Linked DNA regions of Homo sapiens: all the other regions are linked to region 3. A link is an interaction called in ENCODE POLR2A ChIA-PET data of the cell type or tissue named here. Cell type or tissue: HepG2. All regions are shown on one strand.

Evidence for each region. Peaks named below come from ENCODE experiments on the same cell type or tissue, not always from the same donor. Only the 100,000 strongest peaks of a DNase experiment are listed, where the experiment ranks them.
Region 1: POLR2A ChIA-PET joins it to region 3 with 6 read pairs; 2 of 35 experiments call an interaction of 5 or more read pairs at or near these places.
Region 2: POLR2A ChIA-PET joins it to region 3 with 7 read pairs; 1 of 35 experiments calls an interaction of 5 or more read pairs at or near these places.

Annotation. Positions count from the first base shown.
Region 1 is chr3:197,273,971-197,278,970 of GRCh38, forward strand. All of the region lies in intron 4 of DLG1 (discs large MAGUK scaffold protein 1), which reads right to left. Among named protein-coding and RNA genes, the nearest start is that of MIR4797, 17 kb to the right of the region's middle. In HepG2, a CTCF peak has its summit at 3,059 (motif pointing right); no DNase peak of the experiment used is centred here.
Region 2 is chr3:196,277,264-196,282,263 of GRCh38, forward strand. The region is part of intron 1 of PCYT1A (phosphate cytidylyltransferase 1A, choline); the gene reads right to left. Among named protein-coding and RNA genes, the nearest start is that of PCYT1A, 8.0 kb to the right of the region's middle. RefSeq lists an enhancer at 1,737-2,349. In HepG2, no CTCF peak of the experiment used is centred here; DNase peaks (open chromatin) are centred at 1,338, 2,268 and 2,938.
Region 3 is chr3:197,716,023-197,721,022 of GRCh38, forward strand. RUBCN (rubicon autophagy regulator) reads right to left here. Exons shown (of 20, transcript NM_014687.4): 2 at 1,955-2,108. Among named protein-coding and RNA genes, the nearest start is that of RUBCN, 18 kb to the right of the region's middle. RefSeq lists an enhancer at 2,936-3,230 and a silencer at 2,936-3,230. In HepG2, no CTCF peak of the experiment used is centred here; a DNase peak (open chromatin) is centred at 3,079.

The DNA.
Region 1 (5,000 bases), 440 kb before region 3:
AAAGATATCCCATGTTCATAGATTGGAAAAACTAATATTGTTAAAATGTCCATACTAACCAAAGCAATATACAGATTCAATGCAATCCCTAATAAAATACCAGTGACATTCTTCATAGAAATAGAAAAAACAAGCCTAAAATTCATATACAATCATAAAACACTCCGAATACCCAGAACAATCCTGAGCAGAAATAATAAAACTGGAGGCATCACATTACCTGACCTACTACAAAGCTACAGTCACCAAGTGAGCATGGTACTGATGTAAAAACACACACAGACCAACGGAACACAACAGAGAACACAGAAATAAATCCACACATTTAAGCCAACTCATTTTTGAAAAAGAAGCCAAAAACACACAATGGGAAAAGGACAGTCTCTTCGATAAATGGTGCTGGGAAAATCTGGATATCCATATGTAGAATGAATCTAGACTCCCATTACTCACAATATGAAAACGTAACAAAAAACAAATCAAAATAGATTAAAGACTTAAATCTAAGACCTGAAAAGATACAATACGACACGACACGACACGACACGATACGATACGAAAACATTGGGGAAATGCTTCAGGATGTTGGTCAGGGCAAGTATTTTTTAGGTAATGCTTCAAAAGCACAGGCAACAAAAGCAAAAATAGGTAAATGAGATAACATCGAGCTAAAAAGATCCTGTACAGCAAAGGAAACGACCAACAGAGTGATGAAACAACTTACAGAATGGGAGAAAATATCTGCAATTTATCTGACAAGTATTAATAACCAGAATATATAAGGAGCAACAAAAAAGCAAGTATCTGATTTTGAAATGCACAAATGATCAGATTAGACATTTCTCAGAAGACATACAAATGGTTAATTGGTATATGAAAAAATGTTCAACATTACTAATAATACTCAGGGAAATGGAAATCAAAACCATAATAAGCTGGGCACGGTGGCTCACGCCTGTAATCCCAGCACATGGGAGGCCGAGGCAGGCAGATCACGAGGTCAGGACTTCAAGACCAGCTCAGCCAGCATAGTGAAACCCTGTGTCTACTAAAAATATTTAAAAAATTAGCCGGGCATGGCAGAGCACACTTGTAGTCCCAGCTACTCAGGTGGCTGAGGCAGAAGAATTGCTTGGACCTGGGAGGTGGAGCTTGCAGTGAGCAAAGATCACGCCACTGCACCCCAGCCTGGGCGACAGAGCAAGACTCTGTCTCAAAAAAAAAAAAAAGAAAAAAGATATTCTCTTACCCCACTTAATATGGCTATTATCAAAAAGACCATAAATAACAGATTCTGGCTACGGATGTAAAGAAAGGGACACTCTGGTACACTGCTGATGGGAATATAAATTAGTACAGCTATTACGGAAAACAGCATGGTCATTTCTCAACCACCATTTAATCCAGCACTCTCACTGCGAGGTATACACCCAAAAGAAAACAAACCAGTATATCAAAGAGAGATCTACATGCCCATGTTTATCGCACCACTATTCACCACTGCCACGATAGGGAATTAGCCTAAGTGTCCCTCAACAGACGAATAGATAAATAAAATGTAGCATATATAGACAATAGAATATTATTTAGCCATAACACAGCATGAAGTCCTGTCATCTGCAGCATCATGGATGAGCCTGAAGGATATCTTATGAGAAATAAGCCAGACAAAGAAAGGCAAATATCACATGTTGTCACTCATATGTGGAAGCTAAAAAGCTGATCCCATGGAGTTGGAGAGTAGAATGGTAGTTTATCAGAGGCTGAGAAGGGTACAGTGAAGGAGGGGAGGAAGACAAGTTGGTTAATGGGTACAAAAATACAATTAGAAGTGTTCAATAGCACAGTAGGTGACTATAGGTAACAACAATTTATTGTATATTTCAAAATAGCTAGAAGAGAAAATCTGGAATATTCTCAACACAAAGAAATGATAAATGCTTGAGATGATGGATATCCCAATTACCCTGATTTGATCATTAAACATGGTATGCATGTATCAAAATACCACAAGCACCATATAAATATGTATAATTATTTATCAATTTTAAAAGAGTACTATTGAAAGCAGACTATGTGTATATTCTTCCAGACATGCCTAACCTCATGGTTTTCTTTTCACACACAGTCATACTATGCCTCCTGACATGTAACCTGCTTTCACTCATTTAATAACACATAATGGATACACAGAATATATTTTGCCTGCTACTTTATCTTGCATTAAATGGCTCTACCATAATGTGTTTATCCGATCTCTTACCGATAATCTTTTATATCCCTTGTTGGTTTCTACTAATTAAGGCTGCAGTGAGCATCCCTGTACAAATACCTTCAATAATCTGTGGTGAATCTGGAGCATATGCTGGATCAAACGATACGAATATAAAGTTGTCTTTCAAATTAGTTGCACTACTGTATTCTCCCTTACTAACTGTACAGGAGCTTCTGTTTCCTCCTATTTATTTAATCTCTGACAATCAAATTTGTTAAAAATATCCTTGCTGTCAATGTAATTTGCATTTTTAAGTGTGGCTGAGCATTTCTTCATAGGCTTATTGGCCCACATTTATTTCTTCTTCTTCAAACTACAATACTCACACTGTTAAGTCAGTTTCCTATTGAACACGGGCCTTTTTCTTAGTTTCTATAAGAAGTTTCTTAAGTTGAAAGGACTGGAAATTAAAATTAATCCTTTTTCATATATGTGACAAATTTTCATCCTAATATATAATTTATCTTTGTATTATATCTTTCAAGATTCAGAAGTTCTACAATCAAAATTTGAAGTCAAAGTCCACAAAGAAATTCTATAAAGTCAGCAGCATTTTTAACCTTTTAATTTTTGTGGTGTTTTTTGGTCATGGTTAGAAAAGCCTTCCTTATTAAAAATCAAAATTTTTATTTTTTTTAATTTTTAACTTTTTTTTTCTTGTTTGGAGACAGGGTCTCGCTCTGTCGCCCAGGCTGGAGTGCGGTGGTACGATCTTGGCTCACTCCAGCCTTGACCTCCAGGACTCAAGCGATCTTCCCACCTCAGCCTCCTGAGTAGCTGGGACCACAGGAGGGAGCCACTACACCCAGCTAATTTTTGCATTTTTTGTAGAGATGGAGTTTCACCATGTTTCCCAGGCTGGTTTCGAACTTCTGAGCTTAAGCGATCTGCCCAGCTTGGCCTCCCAAAGTGCTGGAATTACAGGCATGAGCCACTGCGCCCAGCCCCAAAATCTTACTTTTATGGTTTTTTTTTTTTTAACCTTTGAATCTCTAGTCTAGTTGAAATGTATTGTGATGTTAGGAGTAGGGTGCATCCTTTTCTACTGAAATGTCCCATTAAATCAGGAAATTCCTCCTACTCTTTCATCTTGCCTTTTTTTCCAGAGGGAGTCTCACCCTGTCACCCAGGCTGGAGTGCAGTGGTACGATCTTGCCTTCCTGGGTTCTTTGGCAACCTCCGCTTCCTAGGTTCATGCGATTCTCACGTCTCTGCCTCCCAAGCAGCTGGAACCACAGGCACGCACCACCACACCTGGCTAATTTTTGTATTTTTAGTAGAGGCGGGGTTTTGCCATGTTGCTCAGGCTGGTCTTGAACTCCTGACCTCAGGTGATTCACCTGCCTGGGCCTCCAAAAGTGCTAGGATTACAGGTGTGAACCACCAGGCCTGGCCTCATCTTTTTAAGAGTCATCTATCCTTCCTTATAAATCAACCCTTTTCTACTGAAATATCCCATTAAATCAGGCAATTCCTCCTACTCTTTACTCTTGCTTTTTTTTAAGTCTATATCCTTTCTTATAATCTCTAAAACTAACTCACTCTTATTTTAGAATAGAGTTGTTCTTATAAAAATGATGTGTTATTTTTTAAAATTAAGAGAGAGAGCCGGGTGTGGTACCTTACACCTGTAATCCCAGCTACTCTGGAGGCTGAGGTGGGAGGACTGCTGGAGACCACCACCAGGAGTCTGAGACTAGCCTAGGCAACATAGTGAGACCCAGTCTTCAAAAAACTGTTTAAAGAAATGGTTTTGGGGTCGGGCATGGTGGCTGAAGCCTGTAATCCCAGCACTTTGGGAGGCCAAGGCAGGTGGATCACCTGAGGTCAAGAGTTTGAGACCAGCCTGGCCAACATGGTGAAACCCCATCTCTACAAAAATACAAAAATTAGCCGTGTATGATGGTGGGTGCTGTAATCCCAGCTACTCGGGAGGCTGAGGTGGAAGAATCACCTGAACCTGGGAGGTGGAGGTTGCAGTGAGACGAGATCGTACCATTGCACTCTAGCCTCGGTGGGAGAGCAAGACTCTGTCCCAAAAAAAAAAAAAAAAAAAAAAAAAAAAAGAAATGATTTTAGCTGGGTGTGGTGGTGCACACATGTAGGCCCAGCTACTCAGTAGGCTGAGGCAGGATGATCCCTGGAGCCCCCAAGTTTTGAGGATACAGTGAGCTATGATCGCACCACTGCACTTCAGCCTGGGTGACAGAGTGAGACACAGTTTCTAAAAAAACAAAAAAAGTAGTACAAAAAAGAAAAAAATCCCTATCACTCTGAAACAATCATTAAACACTAAACAAACATTATTCCAAACATCTCACTAGACATATGCTCAAAGTAAAAGATAATATATACAAAAAAAATTTTTTTAAGAAAATGGGATACTAATCCTGTCCCTTTAAATTTACTACATCAGAAGAAATAGAACAAACAAAGTTATAAGGTCACAAAGTAACTGACAAATGACCTGGCAAGAATTAGATCAGTGAACTTAAAAAAAAAAAAGACAAAACTGGATAGCTGCTTTAAAGATGAAGATTTGCATTTTAAGAGAATAACAGTCAAGGCTTTGTGAAAATTGAGCAATCTTAACTACTTTTAGCAAAAATAATCCTCTTTTTAGTCCTGCAAAAGCAAACATGAAGTCAAAGAGGCATGTTGCATGCAATTTTGTTGGAAAAGATTACTATATCCAAGAATTAGTACACAAGTATAACCTAAATTC
Region 2 (5,000 bases), 1.4 Mb before region 3:
TACACTATTATGTGTTTATACTATTCCTTATCTGCTTACATACAGTTCTTCTATTTTCTAAAGATGACTTTTGGGTTTTACATTATATTCTACACTGTTCTTTAAACTGAAGTCTTTAGATCCTTCGGATTTAAAATAAAACACACCCACTGCTTTTTGGGTTTTAGTGTAAGACACTTCTTTATCTCATCCACTTCTCAGGAGATGGAAAACATCTGGGTCACAGATATTCCATAATGATAACCCTAAAAGAATTTAGAAATTATGCAAAGATTACTCCTCATGACTTTCCTCTAGAACTACTGCTGTTTAAACTTTTACTCTGGGCTGGGCGCGGTGGCTCATGCCTGTAATCCCAGCACTTTGGGAGACCAAGGTGGGTGGATCACATGAGGTCAGGAGTTCGCAACCAGCCTGGCCAACATGGTGAAACCCCATCTCTACTAAAAATACAAAAATTAGCTGAGCGTGGTGGCATGCACCTGTAATCCCAGCTACTTGGGAGGCTAAGGCAGGAGGATCACTTGATCCCTGGAGGTGGAGGTTGCAGTGAGCCTAAATCGCACGCCACTGCGCTCCAGCCTGGGCGACAGAGCGAGACTTTGTCTCAAAATAATAATAACAATAATAAACTTTTACTCTGTAGGTCTCACAAGTTTTTTTCATTTTTTCCCGGCCTTCTTATGCCATCCCAATGTTCTCTCACATCTACTAACTTATAACCGCAGCACCAAAGCATACAGAATAATAACTGATGTTTAAAATCATGGAAAAAGGTACCCCCAGTCTCCCTCATGTTCCAATAGATGCTTGCCCGGACACATCACCTTTGCTACTGAGAAAGTGTAGAGAAAAGGTGTGTGGGAGGATGAGGGCGTACTGAAGACAGTAAATACATCCTAACATCGTGTTGGCTTCTTAATTTGTTACACTGAAACTTAGGTGTACCTAAAGCCACACCACCATTACAACATCGATAACTGCCCAGTAACCATTTGGAATACCTCCAACAATGAGGAACAATATTTCTTGGACTCTCAGTTTATGATAAGTGCGCCTCTGTCATCAACCAATACCATTCAAGTAAGGTACAGTGATGGCTCTGGAAAAGGAGGTGGCTTTAAATATCTACATTCAAAGGGGAAAAAAAATACACGCACACACACAGGCTGCCTTAATATCCCTGTTTGTCCAGCGGGCAATGGGACTGGGAAATGATCGCGCCTCCTCAGAGCCAATACAGTAGGAGGCGAACATGGGGCAGTGCATTACTCAATGCCCTGCAGACTGACCCTTAGGAATGAGACAGGAAGAAAAGTATTTGGAGATAGAATAGAGAACCTCCCTCAAGAGCCCTACTAGGATGGGCCAACACTTCCTGTTTGTTTAGTGGTTCATCCTCCAGAACACTTTCTTTGTCAAAAAGGCTATAACAGCCCAGTACAGTGGCTCATGCCTATAATCCCAGCACTTTGGGAGACCAAGGCGGATGGATTGCTTGAGCCCAGGAGTTCAAGACCAGCCTGGCCAACATGGCGAAACCCCATCTCTACTAAAAAGACAAATAATTAGCCAGGAGTGGTGGCACATGCTTGTAGTCCCAGCTACTTGGGAGTCTGTGGTGGCAGAATCGCTTGAACCCAGGATGCAGAGGTTGCAGTGAGCCAAGATCGTTCCACTGTACTCCCGCCTGGGTGACAGAGCAAGACCTCATCTCAAAAAAAAAAAAAAAAAAAAAGCTAGGCCAGGTGTGGTGGCTCACACTTGTAATCCCAACACTTTGAGAGGCCAAGGCGGGAGGATCACCTGAGGTCAGGAGTTCGAGACCAGCCTGGCCAACATGGTGAAGCCCGGTCTCTACTAAAACTACAAAAATAAGCTGGGCGTGGTGGCAGGTGCCTGTAATCCCAGCTACCCAGGAGACTGAGGCAGGAGAATCATTTGAACCCAAGAGACGGAGGCTGCAGTGAGCCATGATCATACCACTGCACTCCAACCTGGGTGACAAGAGTGAAACTCTATCAAAAAAAAAAAAAAAAAGGGCTGACAGCCAGAATACAGCAATTGTTAAGACCTGATCTTTCCAACTGCTGCCTATTCACTCCCTAGATAAGTCACCTTATCTTAATCACTGAAATTTGAGCACAGACTCTAAATATGGACATAAAAACCCATCCCCCAACACCCTGCCTGCTAAGTACATTAGTGTCTCCAAAGTGCCCTCGAAATACAGAATGCAGTATCTGTGCCTGTGATTTTTACTCCGACTCACAAAGACCTGGTTTGGTTTCTGCTGACTCACCTACCAGTACACACTGCTTGCCTTGTTCCTCCACGTTCCAACACATGCCTGCTGAGGCACATCAGCTTTGCTAGACAAGTGGAAGATGTGTTTGTGGAGGGAGGGGTGGCACTGAGGAGACACTAAGGATACAGCTAGTCATATTTTTCCAATGTGAATGTCCTGAAGGAGACAGAATCTAGGTGCTGGCATGTCTATGCTTGAGTCTGAAAGATGATAGGCTCCTACAAGTAGTTTTAGGGACTCCTATCCAGTCCTTTCTTTTTTTTTTTTTTTTTTTTTTTTTGAGACAGAGTTTCACTCCTGTTGCCCAGGCTGGAGTACAATGGCACGATCTCAGCTCACCACAACCTCCACCTCCCGGGTTCAAGCAATTCTCCTGCCTCAGCCTCCCGAGTAGCTGGGATTACAGGCATGCACCACCACGCCTGGCTAATTTTGTATTTTTAGTAGAGATGGGGTTTCTCCATGTTGAGGCTGGTCTTGAACTCCTGACCTCAGGTGATCTGCCCGCCTCAGTCTCCCAAAGTGCTGGGATTACAGGCGTGAGCCACCGCACCCGGCCTATCCAATCCTTTCTATTCAACTTCCTTATTGCAAACAGACCTACCAAGGGAAAGAGGAGTTGGACTTTGCTTCCTGAACTATGTAACAATCTAAATATAGCAGAGTCCTCTCTTATCCACAGGGGAAATGTTTCAAGACGCCAGCAGATGCCTGAACCCCTAGAGAGTATGGACCCTATATGGACAGTTGTCCCTCAGAATCTGCAGGGCACTGGTTCCAGGATCTCCTGCAGATGCCAAAATCCACAGATGCTCAAAAGTCCCTTATATATATAAAACGGTGTCGAATTTGCATATAATCTATACCCCCTATATACTTTCAATCTTCTCTACATTACTTACAACACCTAATACAATGTAAATACTATGTAACCAGTTATTATACAATATTGGTTTTTTATTTGTACTGTTTTTTATTGTTGTATTGGTATTTTTATTGTTTTTTTTTTTTTTTTTTTCTGAATATTTTCGATCCAAGTTTGGCTGAATCTGCGGATGTGGAGCCCATGGCCACGAAGGGCTGACTCTACTTTGTTTTCTCCCTATATACACAGAGCTATGATAAAGTTTTATTTATAAATTAAGCACAGTAAGAGATTAACAGGAATAACTAATAATAAAACAATTATAACAATATACTGTAATAAATGTTATCTGAATGTGGCTGTTCTCTCTCACTCTCAAAATATCTTACTACATCATACTCACCTATTTTCTGACCGTGGCTGACTGTGGGTAACTGAAACCACGGAAAGTAAAACTGCGACTAAGGGTGAGCTCTTGTAGTAGCAAGTTGCAATTACATATGCTATTCCACATTTCAAAAATCTAACTCAAACTTGACCAATTACTACAAGGAACTATTTGCAAAAAGATGAGGCATAATTTTTCCTTTGCACTCTATTCCTGCCTTCCCCATCTCTAGGCCTACATTATCTTCCCCACTAAAACCCAATGCCCAGTATTTTTCTATCAGCATATCAATGCCCAGTTCCAAAGCCGAGTGCGCAAGCAGACTTTACATTTGGGATGTTTCTCTGCTTCTACCGTGGTGGTGCTTAATGAGCTGGTGCTCTAAGAGGCAAGCTCTGGAAACTCAAGGGTTAAAGTGCATCTAATATTCCTGGCATTCATTAATCCTATCATCTTGCTGTACACTCAGGTCTTTCTGGAGATAACAGTGTAAGGACATTGCCCCCTATGTAAAGGCCTTTGAAGCTTGAAGGAGTATATGGCTAAGCGAAAGTAGGGAAAAGAGCTGGACTCAAGAACCAGAAAATCTAGATCAGGGGTCAGCAAACTACAGCTAGCTGGCCAAAGATGGCCCACTACCTGTTTTTGTAATTAAAATTCGATCAGAACACAGCCATGTTCACTCACTGATGTGTTTATTGTCCATGGCTGCTTTTGTGCTACAACAGCAGAGCTGAGTAGTCACAGATACTGTGTGACCTGCAAACCCTAAACTATTTACAATCTGGCCCGTTACTGAAAAAGTTTGCTACCTCTCATCCTAGATGAAATCAGGACCAGCTTTATTAATAATTTGGTGGCAAATTCTACCTAAATTTACCCAATCTAAAGTGAAAAACAGTGTTAGAAATAGAATTATTTCGAGTACAGTGGTGCAATCATGGCTCACTGCAGCCTCGAACTGCTGGGCTTAAGTGATCCTCCTGCCTCACCCTCCCAAGTAGCTAGGACTACAGGCACATGCCACTACACCCAGCTAATTTTTTGTAGAGATGGGGGTCTCACTTTGCTGCCCAGGTTGGTCTCAAACTCCTGGCCTCAAGCAATCCTCCCACCTCAGCCTCCCAAAGTGCTGGGATTATAGGTATGAACTATCACACCAGGCTGAGAACTTATAAATGTAAAAGTGAATTTCAAAACATGAGCTTCTCTGACAGATTAGTTCTAAACTAAAGTTCAACGTTACTTGTCATGAGCCCTATAAACTGTCACATTTAAGACCTTAGCTTTGAACTGGATCTCTTCCCTCTAATTTCGTCAGAGAAACCCTTATTCAACAAACACTGAGCGGCACTTACTCTGTGCCAGACCCTGGGTTAGCCACTGGCACACATAATAAAGCTTATACTTCTTCGGCCTGGACATGTAGTAGAATATTT
Region 3 (5,000 bases):
AAGCCTAAGCAATTAATTATCACTAGAACACACTGGCTTCTAGACAAAAGGATTTCCCACAGGGAAGTACTTTTAATGTCACTGAGCACATGGAGTTTCATCTTTTCATTCTTTTGTTGTTGTGAGATACAGTCTCACCCTGTCGCTCAGGCTGGAGCGCGGTGGCACGGTCTCAGCTCACTGCAGCCTCCGCCTCCCAGGTTCAAGTGATTCTCCTGCCTCAGCCACCTGAGTAGCTGGGATTACAGGTGCGCGCCACCACGCCCGGCTAATTTTTGTAATTTTAGTAGATACAGAGTTTCACCATGTTGGCCAGGCTGGTCTTAAACTGATCTCAAGTGATCTGCCCCACTTGGTCTACCAAAGTGCTGGGATTACAGGCGTGAGCCACTGTGCCTGGCCACCTTCTCATTCTGTAGAAACATTTCATGCATGAAAGTCAGAAATAAGTGAACATATTTTTGCCTTGGCTGTTTTTCTTCCTTTATCCTACCTACTTCTGAAAAAAACCAGCATGGTTTTAAAACCAAAACTAAGATTCAGAAGGAAAAGCTTCCTGGCTGTGGTTGGCTAAGACTGGTCCTCCAAGATGTCTACATTCTAATTCCTAGAACCTGGGAATGTTGCCTTTTATGACAAAAGTGACTTTGCAGGTGTGATTAAATTAAGGATTTTGAGATGGGGCGATTATACTGGATTGTCCATGTGGGCCCAGTATAATTGTAAGAGTCCTTAAGAGGGAGGTAGGAATGGTCATAAGGAGGGGGGTAGGCAGGAATGGTCCATAAGGAGAGAAAGGGATGTGAAAGCAGAGAGGGCTGGGCACGGTGGCTCATGTCTATAATCTCAGCACTTTGGGAGGCTAAGGCAGGAGGGTCACTTGAGACCAAGAATTCAATACCAGCCTGGGCAACATGGTGAAATCCTGTCTCTACAAAAAACACAAAAATTAGCCAGGTGTGGTTGCATGTGCCCGTAGCCCTAGCTACTTGGGAGGCTGAGGTGGAAGGATTGCTTGAACCCGGGAGGTCGAGGCTGCAGCGAGCCATGATTTTGTCATTGCATTCCAGCCTGGGTGACAGAGCGAGACCCCGTCTCAAAACACAAACAAACAAACAAAGGGGGCAGAGAGCTGGGTGCGGTGGCTCACGCCTGTAATCCCAGCACTTTGGGAGGCCAAGGTGGGCAGATCACAAGGTCAGGAGATTGAGACCACTGAGACCATCCTGGCTAACACGGTGAAACCCCGTCTCTACTAAAAAATAGAAAAAATTAGCCGGGCCTGGTGGCGGGCGCCTGTAGTCCCAGCTACTCGGGAGGCTGAGCCAGGAGAATGCTGTGAACCCGGGAGGCGGAGCTTGCAGTGAGCCAAGATCGCACCACCGCACTCCAGCCTGGGTGACAGAGCGAGACTCCGTCTCAAAAAAAAAAAGGGGGGGGCAGAGAGAGATTTGAAGGTGCTATGCTGTTGGCTCTCAAGATGGAGGAAGTGGCCAAGAGCCAAAGAATGCAGGAAACCTAGAGAAGCTGGAAAAGGCAAGGAAGTAGATTCTCTGTGGAGCGTCCAGAGGGTGTGTGGCCCTGCAGACACCTTGGTTTCAGCCCCGTGAAACTCATTTTGGACTTCGATCTCAAGAACTGTAAGATGATAAATCTGTGTTGTTTTAAGCCATTTAGTTTGTAGTTACTTGTTACAGCAACAATAGGAAAGTTTTAAGTTGACCTAATCTTTTGTTGCTGATTTGCTGTCCTACCCAGTGATTTATTCATTCCATTAACATCTATGGTCCATCAGACACGATGTGAAACGTTCTGTATATTAAAAAAATGAATTAAGTCACAGCTGCTCTCAGGAGTCCACAGACCAGTGGCCTTCATCTCCTCCCTGCCAATGCGACTGTTTCTTTTCAACAAGCGAGTCAGCCAATCTGGCAAAAAAAGGAGTTCTGCATACCTGGTCACGGATAAGCCCGTGATAGAGGATGCTCTGCATGTCCCTGCAAAGCCGCTCCAAGCCACCATACTTAGACCAGACGTTGGGGCTGTTGGTTGATACCAAACCCTCCACCGTCGTCTTCAAATTACCCAGCAACTGCCAGTGCTCCCTCCTGCAAGGGCATCAGTTACACCAATCGTTAGTTACCTTTGCTGTACTTGATCCTGATCATATCAAAGAAAGTCTAAGCCGAGGAGCCTCCTGCCCCACATCCTAACATTCTCTCCCCTCTTAATTTTTACTTGGGCACAAAACTCAACTCTGAGAGAATTAAAGTTGTGAACAATACTAATTTAAAGACAAAAAACAAACAGCAAAAACCCTCACATTCAAATGGTAGATTATGCTTTGTAAAGGGATTTTCATCTACTATCTCACTCAATCCTCACATAAGCAGCTTATAACCCTAACTTTATAGGGGTATAACCCATTCAGATCCATTTTTATTTTTTGAGACACTTAACTCTGTCACCCAGGCTGAAGTGTGGTGGCATGATCACAGCTCACTGTAGCCTCAACCTCCCAGGTAGAGGTGATCCTCCCACCTCAACCTCCCGAGTAGCTGGGAACTACAGATGTGCACCAACACACCCAGATAATTTTTAAATTTTTTGTAGAGATGGGGTCTCACTATGCTGCCCAACTCCTGGCCTCAAGTGATCCTCCCACCTCGGCCTCCCAGAGAGCTGGGATTACAGATGTAATCCACTGCACTCAGCCTAAGATCCATTTCTTAACAATGACAGTACCTGCACAATATACAAAAAGATGAAGGCATCCACACAGAACCAGACATCTTTTGCCAAACAAAAAAGGCCAAAAACAACTTCTTATTTCCTATATTTCCAAGCGCTAACTACAGCATCGTGAAGGACAGAAACTGTAGGACTAAGGCGGTCACTAAAATGTCATTTATGATTATACCGTAAGAAACGGCCATCGCAGAGGCCAATGGACTGCCAACTTTTGCCCAGTGACTCTGCATATCCTATGCCTCTTCCTCAGAGCAAACTAGCCTCTGATTTCTTAGTGACACAGTTTTCCCATGTGCCAACAGGTTACAATCCGGTCTCATAGGCCTGAGAATCAGTCTGACTCATGACGTGACTCTGCATACCTGTGTTCTGATTCATTCTGTACTGATCTTACAAGGTTAACTGTTAAAGAACATCATGAGGCTGGACGCAGTGGCTCACACCTGTAATCCCAGCAATTTGGGAGGCTGAGGCGGGTGGATCACCTGAGGTCAGGAGCTAGAAACCAGCCTGGCCAACATGGTGAAAACCCATCTCTACCAAAAAATACAAAAATTAGCCAGGCGTGGTGGCACATGCCTGTAATCCCAGCTACTCGGGAGACTGAGACAGGAGAATCGCTTGAACCTGGGAAGTGGAGGTTGCAGTGAGCTGAGATCATGCCATTGCACTCCAGCCTGGGCAACAAGTGTGAGATTGTCTCAAAAAAAAAAAAAAAAAAAAAAGAACATGATAAATCCCAAAAGCAAACATTAAGTACTCTATCATCCTAGGGCTTTGATTCCAAAATTACACAAAGAGCATTGACATCTTAGAAACTTTGAGCATTCAGATCTACCTATAATTTCCTCTGGACAAAGCTGAAGAATTTCCCTTCCTCACAATGAAGTGTCCCTAAGGTGCCAAAGCTACAAAAGAATGTGGCTTTTATTCTAAGATACACCAAACAATCTATATTTGGTATCTGCTCATGTAGAAGAAAACTTCTGTAAAAAATTGATTTACATAGCTACCGTATTTAGTGTCACCTTTTTAAAAAATTTTGATTGATACATAATTGTACATATTGATAGTATACAATGGATATATTGTGCATTGATCGCAACAAAGTAATTAGCATATCCATCACCTTAAATATTTATCATTTCCCTGTGATGAGAACATTCAAAAACCTCTCTTCCAGCTATTCTGAACTACACCATACACTGCTGTTAACCCTCGTCATCTTACTGTGCACCAGAATGTACTCCTTCTGTCTAACTGTCTGTCCCCTTGGCCCTGTTGACCGATCTCTCTCCATGCCCTTCTCCCGCCTTACTGTGCAACAGAGCACCAGAACGTACTCCTCCTGCCTAACTACAACCATGTACCTGTTGACCAATCTCTCTCCATGCCCTTCTCCCTCCTACCCTCCTCATCCTCTGGCAACCACTATTCCACTCTCTACCTCCATGAGAACAACTTTTTAGATTACCGAGTAATAGCATGTGACAGCTGTCTTTCTGTGCCTGGCTTATTGCCCTTAAGGTAACATCCTCCAGGTTCACCCATGTTGCCAAAACTGAAAGAATTAAGGTTGAAGTGTATTCCATAGTGTATACACACCCCATTATCTTTAGCCATTAATCTGTTGACGGACATTTTTTTTTTTTAAGACAGACTCTCACTCTGTCGCCCAGGCTGGAGTGCAGTGGCATAATCTTGGCTCACTGCAACCTCTGCCTCCCAGGTTCAAGCGATTCTCCTGCCTCAGCCTCCCGTGTAGCTGGGACTACAGGCGCAGGCTACCATGTCTGGCTAATTTTTGTATTTTTAGTTAGATGGGGTTTCTCCATGATGGCCAGACTGGTCTCAAACTCCTGGGCTCACATGATCTGTGCACCTCGGCCTCCCAAAGTGCTGGGATTACAGGAGTGAGCCACCGCGCCTGGCTGTTGATGGACATTTAAGTTGATTTCATACCTTGGCTATCATGAATAGCACTGCAATAAATAGAGGAGTGCAGGTATCGCTTTGATACACCGATTGTGTTTCCCCTGGATATATACTCAGTATTGGGATTGCTTGATCACACAGTAGTTCTATTTTTAACTTTTTGAGGAACCTCCAGACTGTGTCGCATAATGGCTGTACTAACTTACATTCCCACCAGCAGCGTGTAAGGGTTCCCTTTTCTCCCCATCCTCACCGACACCGGCTATCTTCTGATTTTTTTTTAATGTGCAGCGATTAGATTTGGTTTGCTAGTA